Linked DNA regions of Homo sapiens: region 2 is linked to region 1. A link is a contact called in ENCODE Hi-C or POLR2A ChIA-PET data. All regions are on one chromosome and are shown on one strand. The core of a region is the stretch at or near the end of the contact, and the rest is flanking DNA. Distances in the headings are between cores, read along the strand shown. Region 1 has its middle 25 kb from the start of METTL13. Region 2 overlaps DNM3 (dynamin 3).

The links. Hi-C counts contacts between places; a loop is a spot of excess contacts on that map. ChIA-PET counts read pairs that join two places held with the same protein, here RNA polymerase II (POLR2A). Pooled maps may share reads with other maps.
Region 2: a loop to region 1 is called in a map of posterior cingulate gyrus, with 2.9 times the contacts of the local background. The contact joins two enhancer-like sites. A Hi-C loop is called at or near these places in 8 of 168 maps with a recorded cell type or tissue (Calu3, K562, PC-3 and 4 more) and 10 of 50 pooled maps. POLR2A ChIA-PET finds 5 or more read pairs at or near these places in 1 of 52 experiments (MCF 10A).

What each region holds. Positions count from the first base shown.
Region 1 is chr1:171,804,338-171,809,285 of GRCh38, reverse strand. It overlaps the pseudogene RPS15P3. Among named protein-coding and RNA genes, the nearest start is that of METTL13, 25 kb to the right of the region's middle. Within about 2 kb of position 3,475, at least 2 of the 41 ENCODE cell types and tissues checked have a DNase peak (open chromatin) inside an H3K27ac peak, as active enhancers do.
Region 2 is chr1:171,912,280-171,916,965 of GRCh38, reverse strand. The region is part of intron 1 of DNM3 (dynamin 3); the gene reads right to left. Among named protein-coding and RNA genes, the nearest start is that of DNM3-IT1, 50 kb to the right of the region's middle. Within about 2 kb of position 3,390, at least 4 of the 41 ENCODE cell types and tissues checked have a DNase peak (open chromatin) inside an H3K27ac peak, as active enhancers do.

The DNA.
Region 1 (4,948 bases), core at 2,226-4,725:
GTCCATAAAGAGCCTATTGAGAGAAAGGGGTATAGTGAGAAGAGCACTGGAACTAGAATCAGCAGGCCAAATTTGTAATTAAGTTTTCATTTCTAGTGTATTTGGTAAGTCCTCCCTTGACTTTCCCTTGCCTTATCTGAGGTAAATGGAGAAAATGCTAGCATCTCTTTCAAATAACTATAATAACGATTAAATGATAAACATACAGATATAACTAAAACATTAAACACCCACTTTTACATGTGAATTTTAATAAAATAAAAATACAAATTAAAGTACTTATACATTTCACTGGATTTACCTAATCACATTCTATTAAATAACCACCATAGCATCTTCAAGACCTAGGTAGGTGTTAGTTGGACAGGCTAGATAACCTTTTTGGCACTTCTAAAACTAACAGGGGCTCTTAAGCTATCAGGGTTATCAATCTCCCTCCAAAGCTGACCCTTCTAGGCCCCCATGTATTAGCTCTGAGTGTTCTGGCCTCAGACTGAGGAGTTAAGGAGTGGGACCTCCACCCAACAGGAAGCCAAAGACCACTTCTATAAGAGCACCAAGCTGAGTGCATGGCAAATGCTTCATAAATAGGGGGTAAACTGAACTGAATTCCGAAGGGTCCTGGATTTCCTAAAGGGCAGCCTCTAAGACTTACCATTTTGTGGAATCAAGCAACGGATGGAGATGCAACCATGCTTGTAAGATACAGACACGTGTGTGGGATTGGGACAGAACTTTTCAATCTGGTCCCTCCCCTTTGTTCCATAGCCCACTGGGCTACAAAGGACCTCCTAGGAAGAATGTGCTCAGCTTTCTTTGCAATGACTGGGCATGCCAGAAACAGAGGCTTTGAATCATCTCATCACCTGGTCAGCAGGAGCTATTTATGCCAGAAATGTCTTAGAAAGAAAAGTGTCCTTTTATTAATTTCATGGCTTTCTTGCTAACATTTACAGTCCAAAACAAGTACAATCTGAATTTCAGACTTAGGTTTCTGACTTGAGGAAAAGAACAAAGAAAGTACTGCCTTCAATTCACATAGCTATAATTAGTGCCTTGTTCCCCCCAACAGTTCAATGTACTTGGTAGTTCTTCCTTTGTGAATTCTTATAAACTCAGAAATACTGTTAGGGCATAGGGGAGGGAGTCTCAACAAAGCTAGAGATCCTGGTTGAGCTAGTGGGGCCAGACAACGGACCACTGATGCTAATGGGATTTCACTGGCATGCAGGGATTGCAGAGGCCTGAGAACTCCTTCTGTGGTCGTTGGGAGAAGGCAAGGAAGGAGACTGCACCTGACTTACTCTATAGCCAATTATGTATGCACTCATTTATTTATTCGTTCACCTGTCACTTATTGAGAACCTTTTTGCATGCCCGGCACTGCACTAAGCACTTGGGGGAAAAAGAAGTTTTAAAGGAGAACAACTTTATAGAATAGGGTTATCTTCTGAAAGAGAACGGGAAACCAGGCTGAAATTATGGGGCCTGTAAAAAGAGGAAGAAAAGACAGCCATGGCCTAAAGAGTAGCCCTGGGGCAGAGCAACTCAAAGTTCTCTTGGGTTCTGTGGCATAGAAAATTTACATGACTTAACTAAGATCATACAGATCTTTGAAGTCAGAGACTGGCCTAAAACCCAGCCTGAGTGCCTTTCAGATGACCCCATGAACCTAGTACAGTGAAAAGAACTCAGACCTCAGAAAGAAAAACGCCTTGATTTAAACTCTGCTTTTACCTTCAGTTACTTTAGAACTAAACCTGTCTGAGCTATAGTATCTCATGTAAAAAATAGTGATAAAAAATACTTATTGTAAAATGAGGTTACTATAGGATTAAAATACATGCTGTGATTTCTGCTACAAGAAAGATGGAGTAGTAGAGTCCACATTTTCTTTCCCAGTTGATACAAGACAAAATACATGAAACAATGGTTTCTTTTTTTTTTTTTTTTTTTTTTTCCTGAGACAGAGTCTCATTCTGTAGCCCAGGCTGGAGTGCAGTGGTGCCATCACTGCTCACTGCAACCTCTGCCTCCCAGGTTCAAGTGATTCTCTGTCTCAGCCTCCCAAGTAGCTGGGATTACAGACAAGTGCCACCACATCTGGCTAATTTTTGTATTTTTAGTAGAGACAGTGTTTCACCATGTTGGCCAGGCTGGTCTCGAACTCCTGATCTCAAGTGATCTGCCTGCCTCAGCCTCCCAAATTGCTGGGATCACAGGCGTGAGCCACCACGTCCAGCCTGAAACAATGGTTTTCAAGACATTGGACATCAGGCAATAAAAAACAATAATCCCTGAGAGAAGGGAAACAAGTGAGATGAGCCCTATGATTGAGACAAGTTCCTGCCTTGAGAGAGTTCCCAGGTCATGGCCCAAAGAGTGAAAACTGACATACAGCCTTAGAAGACTCCATGAGTTGTAAAGACACAGCTGAAAGTCCAGAGAGACCTACCAATCTCTGCCTGAAAGAAAGAAAGAAATAAAGAAAGAAAGAAAGAGAGAGAGAAAGAAAGAGAAAGAAAGGAAGGGAAGGGAAGGGGAGAAAGGAAAGAAAGAAAAAGAGAAAGAGGAAGGAAGGAAGAAAGGAAGGAAGGGAGGGAGGGAGGGAAAGTAGTCAAGCAAAAAAGAGTATATACTATATGATTTCATTAATGTAAAATTCTGGAAAATGTAAACAAATTTGTAGTGACAGGAAGCCGACCACTGGTTGTCTAAGGACAAGACTTGGGGTGGGAAAAGTGGGATGAAGGAATTACAAGGAGCATAAGGTAACTTTGTGGAGTGATGGGCATGTATATACATATCATATATATATTCATCATATATATATATATTTTAGAGGCAGAGTCTCTCTGTCACCCAGGCTGGAGTGCAGTGGCACCATCTTGGGTCACTGCAGCCTAAACTCCAGTGGCTCAAACAATCCTCCCACCTCAGCTTCCCAAGCAGCTGGGACTACAGGTATGTGCCACCATACCTGGCTAATCATTATCAGGATTCTGGTGATGGTTTCATGGGCATATACAAATATGAAAACTTATTAAGTGGTATGATTTAAACATGTGCAGTTTGTTATATGTCAGTCACACCTCAATAAAGCTGCTTTTAAAATTTCCTGATATTTCTATGGTACCTCTAACATAGTAAGTCCTTAGTAAATGTTAGTTCTCTTTCTTTTAACAACTATGCTTTACAACTAGGAACTAATAGGATCATAATTCCTGACTAAGGAACTCTTTTTCTCACCAGAAAAGTGTAGGAACTATTTTTGAAAGGCTGAACGGCTTGGTCATCTTTGCTTTCGGTTTTACTAAGGCTGGCAGCTCTCTGTACCAGCAACGCCCCCAAAGAGCCAGGCAAAGTGAGTGAGGTCAGCCTAGCTTTGCTTCTCTCCACCTTCACTCCTCAGAGCCATCACCTTGGCAACATAATCCAATTTGATGGCTTATCAAAACACAAGATTCTTGATGTTTGTACCCCCATTGCCCCAGCATAGTGTTTGGTGTGTGGCTAGAGCTTAACAAAGGATCAGGGAGAACGAGTGAAGGAAAAGAGGAAAGCTTCCATCCCTGTGCCTGTGTGCCTGCATGGTGACCTCCAGGTCTTCGTGTAGTGCAGGTCTCAGCTAAGTCTCAATAAAGGAAATTCTCTGCTCTGGCTGAGGCGCTAGACCACTGCAGCTCTGGGTCTTGATAACACCCACAGCTTTCACACCAATGCCTTTCCACAACTACTTCACTTATTGGGTCTACTGAGCACTCTGCTAGGACATCACAACCATTCTCGGTCCATCGATCTTGATTGGATAGCAAAACAGATTACATTTTAACATCTTCATGTTGCTAGGGTTCTCAACTTTTGCGTTCAAAGAGACAAGATGGTTATCATAGTGGCAAGCACTGAACTGGAAACCTAGAGACATGTAGCTAGTCCTGGCTCTGCCCTCTCATCAATGAATGACCTGGAATCAACCCAGTCTATACTTGTAACTCATTGGCCAGCCTTCCTTACCATAACTGTGCTATTCCAGGAGAGGCAAAATGTTTAAGAGTCACATCACCAGCCTTGGGTTGGGGTAAGTCCTAGATCTGCCACGTGATAACTAGAAAATGGGTTGAGTGGCCTAGCCCATCCAGAGGGCCCTTTGTAGGAAATTTTTCTGTGGTCCATTTTTCAAATGGCCTGGGGCTTATTTATTCTCCTATAGGGAAGTAGATGCTGTGGTAGCCATGAGAAAATAGCTCTTCTGGTAAGGAGAGCGCTAGGTATGCAAACATTCAGTCAGCGGTACCCCTGAAATTTAACTTGAAAATTGCACCTAAAGGCTTCTGCAAATTAATAGCATTCAATGGGGGCTCAGCCTTCTTTCTCTGCAGGACATGCTAATATAGGAGCCTTAAAAATTAATAAATATAGTCTACATAACAGTCATACTTCGTACGAAAAGCACCTGCCACACATTAATGAAGCTGTCCTTTCATTTTTCTTCATTAAGTATAAGGCTTATGAACAAGGACATTTATTACTTTATTCATTACAGTACTCCTAGTGCGATAGAAAGGTGCCTGATACATAGTAGGCACTCCAACAAATGTTTATTGAATAAAAGAATCATTTAATAAAGTCCTTATGAGTTGAATCTGTATGCAATGCTTTGTAGTATTAAATGTATTGTAACCTTCCTTAACCAAAATAACAGCAACTTCATTTCCCCTAACAACTTTCTTTAAATACCCTCACAATTTCCTTCTTCCTTCCTGGGTAGTCTATTAGCATCCTCAGAAGACTGGTAGAGATCCAAGCTTTATTTTTGAGAATAAAAGCTGGAAATCATTATTTCCAGCTTTTTTCAGAGTTATAGATTAAATCTCAACAGAACCCAGGTGGGCTATAGGATTTGTTGACATGCTAAAGGGGCCCTGCAGAGTGCTGTACCATGTTGTAG
Region 2 (4,686 bases), core at 2,141-4,640, 110 kb before region 1:
CAATATCTGAGAAGAAATATGAGGTAGGAGGCATTCCACAGAAAATCAGATATACGAAGACATGGAAGACCAGAGTAGCACAAAACATCACAGAACTGTAAACATTAAAGAGAGATCAGAATGAGACAGAGAAGAGTCTACAGAAGGAAGCCAGAACAGACCTCAGAGGTCTTTACTGGTAGTTTGTGTTTGTCTATTTTCTGTGGGAACAGGAAGGCGCTATAGAGTTTTAAGTGATCAGATTTGCATTTCAGAATAATCACTGGGGATTATATAGAAAACGTTGAAGAAGAGAAAGATCAAAGACAGGGTGATGAGTCACTAGTCAGTAGCCGGTGTATGTCATTCAGAAAGAAGACAATAAATGTCAAGTCCAAGGCAGTAATGGTAGAGATGGAAAGAAGACAAATGGCAGGATTTAATGATTGCTTTGATGTGGAATCTCCTTCTGATGCCCCTCCTTCTGATGAATCTCCTTCTGATGTAGTGATATGGAAGAGTTAGGATAAATGTCACATTTCTGGTTTGGGTAGCTGGTTGAACAATGGTATCACTAACCAGGACAGGAAATAAAGGAAGATCTGATTAATATAGTGCTTACCATGTGCCAGCACCAATCTGATTGCTTTATATGCATTAACTTGTTTGATCTCATAACATCCTATGAGGAAGGTACTATTGTTATTCTTACTTTACAGATGAGAAAACAGAGGCACAAAAAAGTCAGATAATTTGCACAGGGTCACAAAGCTAGTAAGTGACATATGGGACTCAAATCTAGGGAGTCTAACTCTAGCATCTGTGCTCTTGACCATTTTTCTCTACATTGTAAAAGAAATGGGGGAAGAAAATGAGTGGTCCTTATTTGTACACATTTATCTTTACATGCCTGGGGAATATCTGATTGAAACAACATGTAGGCAGTTAGACTGAACAGTTGGCACTCAGGACAAAAGTCTTGTCTGGAGACAATAATTTGACAGTGAGCAACAGAGCAGGAAGTTGAAGCCAAAGGAACAGATGAGTAGGAATGGAGTGGAAACAAGTGATTAATATGGACTCTCAGAAATACCAACATTTAATGGGTACCTGAAAGAAGTGGAACTGAGAGAATAGAAACGAGCTACCAGAGAGGTAGCCAAACACTAGAACTCAAAATCACATTAACCTCTTAAACATCTCTACAACTCTTAACATCTCCACTAGGTGTCTGGAACCAAACATCTCTACAACTCATTACAATCACATTAACCTCTTAAACATCCCTACAACTCATTACAATCATATTAACCTCTTAAACATCTCCACTAGGTGTCTGGAACCAAACATCTCTACAGTTCATTACAATCTATCCAAATGTTTCTCCTCCTTCATTCCCAATCATAATCCACATCATCAGCATCCATAAATGTCCGCCAAGCCTAGCACCTGGGAATCATCCATCCTCCTTCTACCTCTATCCTCATGCTCCAAGTTGGTCACCATGTCCTGTTGATTCTATCTTAATATCTCTTAAATTCACCCTCTCTTGTCTATTTGGATCACCACTCCAGCTTCCACCAACTATCATATAAACTGCTACACTAATCTCACAACTAATTTCCCTGCATCTAATTTGAGCACCCTCCTATCCAACTTTAACAGTGATGTAAGTTCTATCACATCATTACCAGACTTTAAATCACTGAATGACTCCCCAGGATCTTTAGCATGAAATCCAAATCTTAGTATCACTTACAAAATATTTTATTTCTGAACATTCTCCAAGTGAAACCCTACATCAGAGGCATAGAACTTCTTACAATTAATTTAACCTATTAATTCAACAAATGTGCATTATGTGTCTACTACAAGCTAAATGAAGCCTTAGACACTGGAGATATAACAGTAAACAAAGCAGAAATAAAGCCTTGTCCTCTAGTGTAAGTCTCTGTGCGCATCTGTGCTCTTAGACTTCGTGTCTAGGCACATCCCTATCCCCCTAAATCTTCAACACTCAGCTGCATGTCATCTTCTCTGGGAGTCTTCTCGAGGTCCCCCCACCCCCACATGTCTCTACCTAAGCTCTCAACACACACTTGTCTGCTCCCTCACCCTTGTGTGTTCCCTCAGAGCCTCCTTCAGTGCCTAGGCACTAAATATTTTTTACACTTTCTACATACCCTTTCAAGAAGATTCGTCATTGTTCCATATAGTCATAACATAGAGAGAAAACAATCCTACATCTAATTCACAACTGGCAGACAGCTACAAGGCATTATATGGACCAAAAGAATAGGCAAGATGACTCTCAACTCACCAGTAATTTGCTGGGGTCATTTAAATTGATATTATGAACATTTAAGACCCAAATATATTCACCAAATTACAAAATACGGAATACTAGGTGGGCCAATATTATTGACTCTGTCTAATGACATGGAATAGAATTGGAAGAAAATAAAATTTAAAAAAAAATCCAGAACCAATATATTTTTAAAATTTTTTTCCTTAAAAACAGAGAAATCTCAGCCAGCTGTGGTGGCTCACGCCTGTAATCCCAGCACTTTGGGAGGCCGAGGCCGGCAGATCACCTGAGGTTGGGAGTTCAAGACAAGCCTGATCAACATGGAGAAACCCCATCTCTACCAAAAATACAAAATTAGCCAGGCGTGGTGGTGCATGCCTGTAATCCCAGCTACTCGGGAGGCTGAGATAGGAGAATCCCTTGAACCCAGGAGGCGGAGGTTGCGGTGAGCCGCGATCGCATCATTGCACTCCAGCCTGGGCGACAAGAGCAAAACTCCATCTCAAAAAAAACAAAACAAAAACAAAAACCAAAAAACAGAGAAATCTCTTTTAAAACTTAATTTTCAAAGTATTTAATACAATTTTCTGGCCATGCACAGTGGCTTACATCTGTAATTTTAATACTTTGGGAGGCCAAGGCAGGAGGATCACTTGAGCCTAGGAGTTCCAGACCAGCCTGAGCAACATGACAAGACTCCCTTCTCTACAAAAAATGTAAAAATTAGCTGGGCATGGTGGCTTGAGCCTGTAGTCCCAGCTACTCGGGAGCCTGAGGCAGGAGGATTGCTTGAACCCAGGAGGTCGAGGCTGCAGTGAGCCATGTTCATGCCACTGCACTTCAGCCTGGGTGACAGAGTGAAACTCTGTCTAAAAAAAAAATCTGTGCACCAAAATAATTCCTATAGGAGTACTATCTCACAATATTTCAATATACTGATCCAACAAAAAAAGAAACAAGGAAAGGGAAACAGGCAAAAGAAAGGAGATAGGAAGAGAAAGACAGACAAATCACACAAATACTGCCCACCCCCTGCTCCAAGAAGCACTGAGGTCAAGAATCCAGTTCCACACCCTGAACACAATGGTGCTATTAAAATAGCTCTGTACTTTCATGCCCAAATCCGGGAACTTTGCCAACCATTACAATGCAATTTTAATCGCTAGAGGAAGTAATTTTACCAAAATCTACAGATTTAATTGGAAATTTTCTACTGAAGTTTACTTTTTTTCTCTAAATTATTGGCATATATTAAGAATATTAGTACTTACAGATTTACAAAGAATCATATTTTGATGCTGTCAGCTACTCTATAATATGAAGTACTCAATACCATCATAATTTTATCTGAAAAACATATCTACAAATTCAATTGCAGGAAATACAATGCTTTTACTTATTTTTTGTTGACATCTTTAAGAATCCCAATATTTTGCTTTTATTCACAAAATTCAAAATTTCTAAACAACATATTTTCATGAAATCTAAATAATCAATAATTAATGGTTCCCACTGAAACATTTAGAATGCAAAAGTTTCTGAGTCAGGGATCTATAAACTGAACAAAGAAGTCAGTTCTCACTTTACAAATACTAAGTGTTCTCCCCACCAGGAAACATGCTGAAGAACTTAATGCCTTAATATTTAATCCATTTTATTTGCTTATGCACTAAGTCAGTCTGTTCAAGAATTTAAAGCACCAGATGAATGAGTCCTGGCATAAAATAAAGGCACTTAGCTTTCACTTTTTCCAAATCACAGATTATATTTTACCCAAGTTGGCTGCCAGGAAAACGAATGGCAAAAAGCACTAGTAAAAAGATCACTGGTTGCCTACCTAATATCTATTTTCCCTTTCTTATTAACAGAATCCCAATTTTGCTGGGAATGGCAATGTGCCCAACTTTAATAGACAAATCAATCTGCATTTCCCAGCCTCCCTTGCAAATGGGGTGTCCACATGACTAACTTCTACCCAGTAAGATGTAATTAGAGGTTTTGAGTGACATCAGAAGAGTTCCTTTAAAAGGTTCTGATTTCGTTAATGTGTAACTTTTACCCTTCCTCTTCTTTTGTCTCCCTGTCAGCTATATATGATAGTGGAGCTGCAACAACCACCTTAATACTACAAGGTAATTGTGCAGATGGAAGATCAGAAAAGAACAAAGAGTAGGATAGTGATGACATTATAGGTCACTGGAACCAGCCTTGTACTACCTAGGAAGGAGACAAAGAAAAAGAGAGAGACAGACAGACAGACAATGATTTAAGCCAGTGTTTCTCACCCTTCTTTTCATTATGGTTCCCCTAATGAAACTTATTTGATATTTTTCCCCATTAAATGTTCCCCTATTAAGTTTAATATCATAGATATACTATATACCAGTATATGTGCTCTA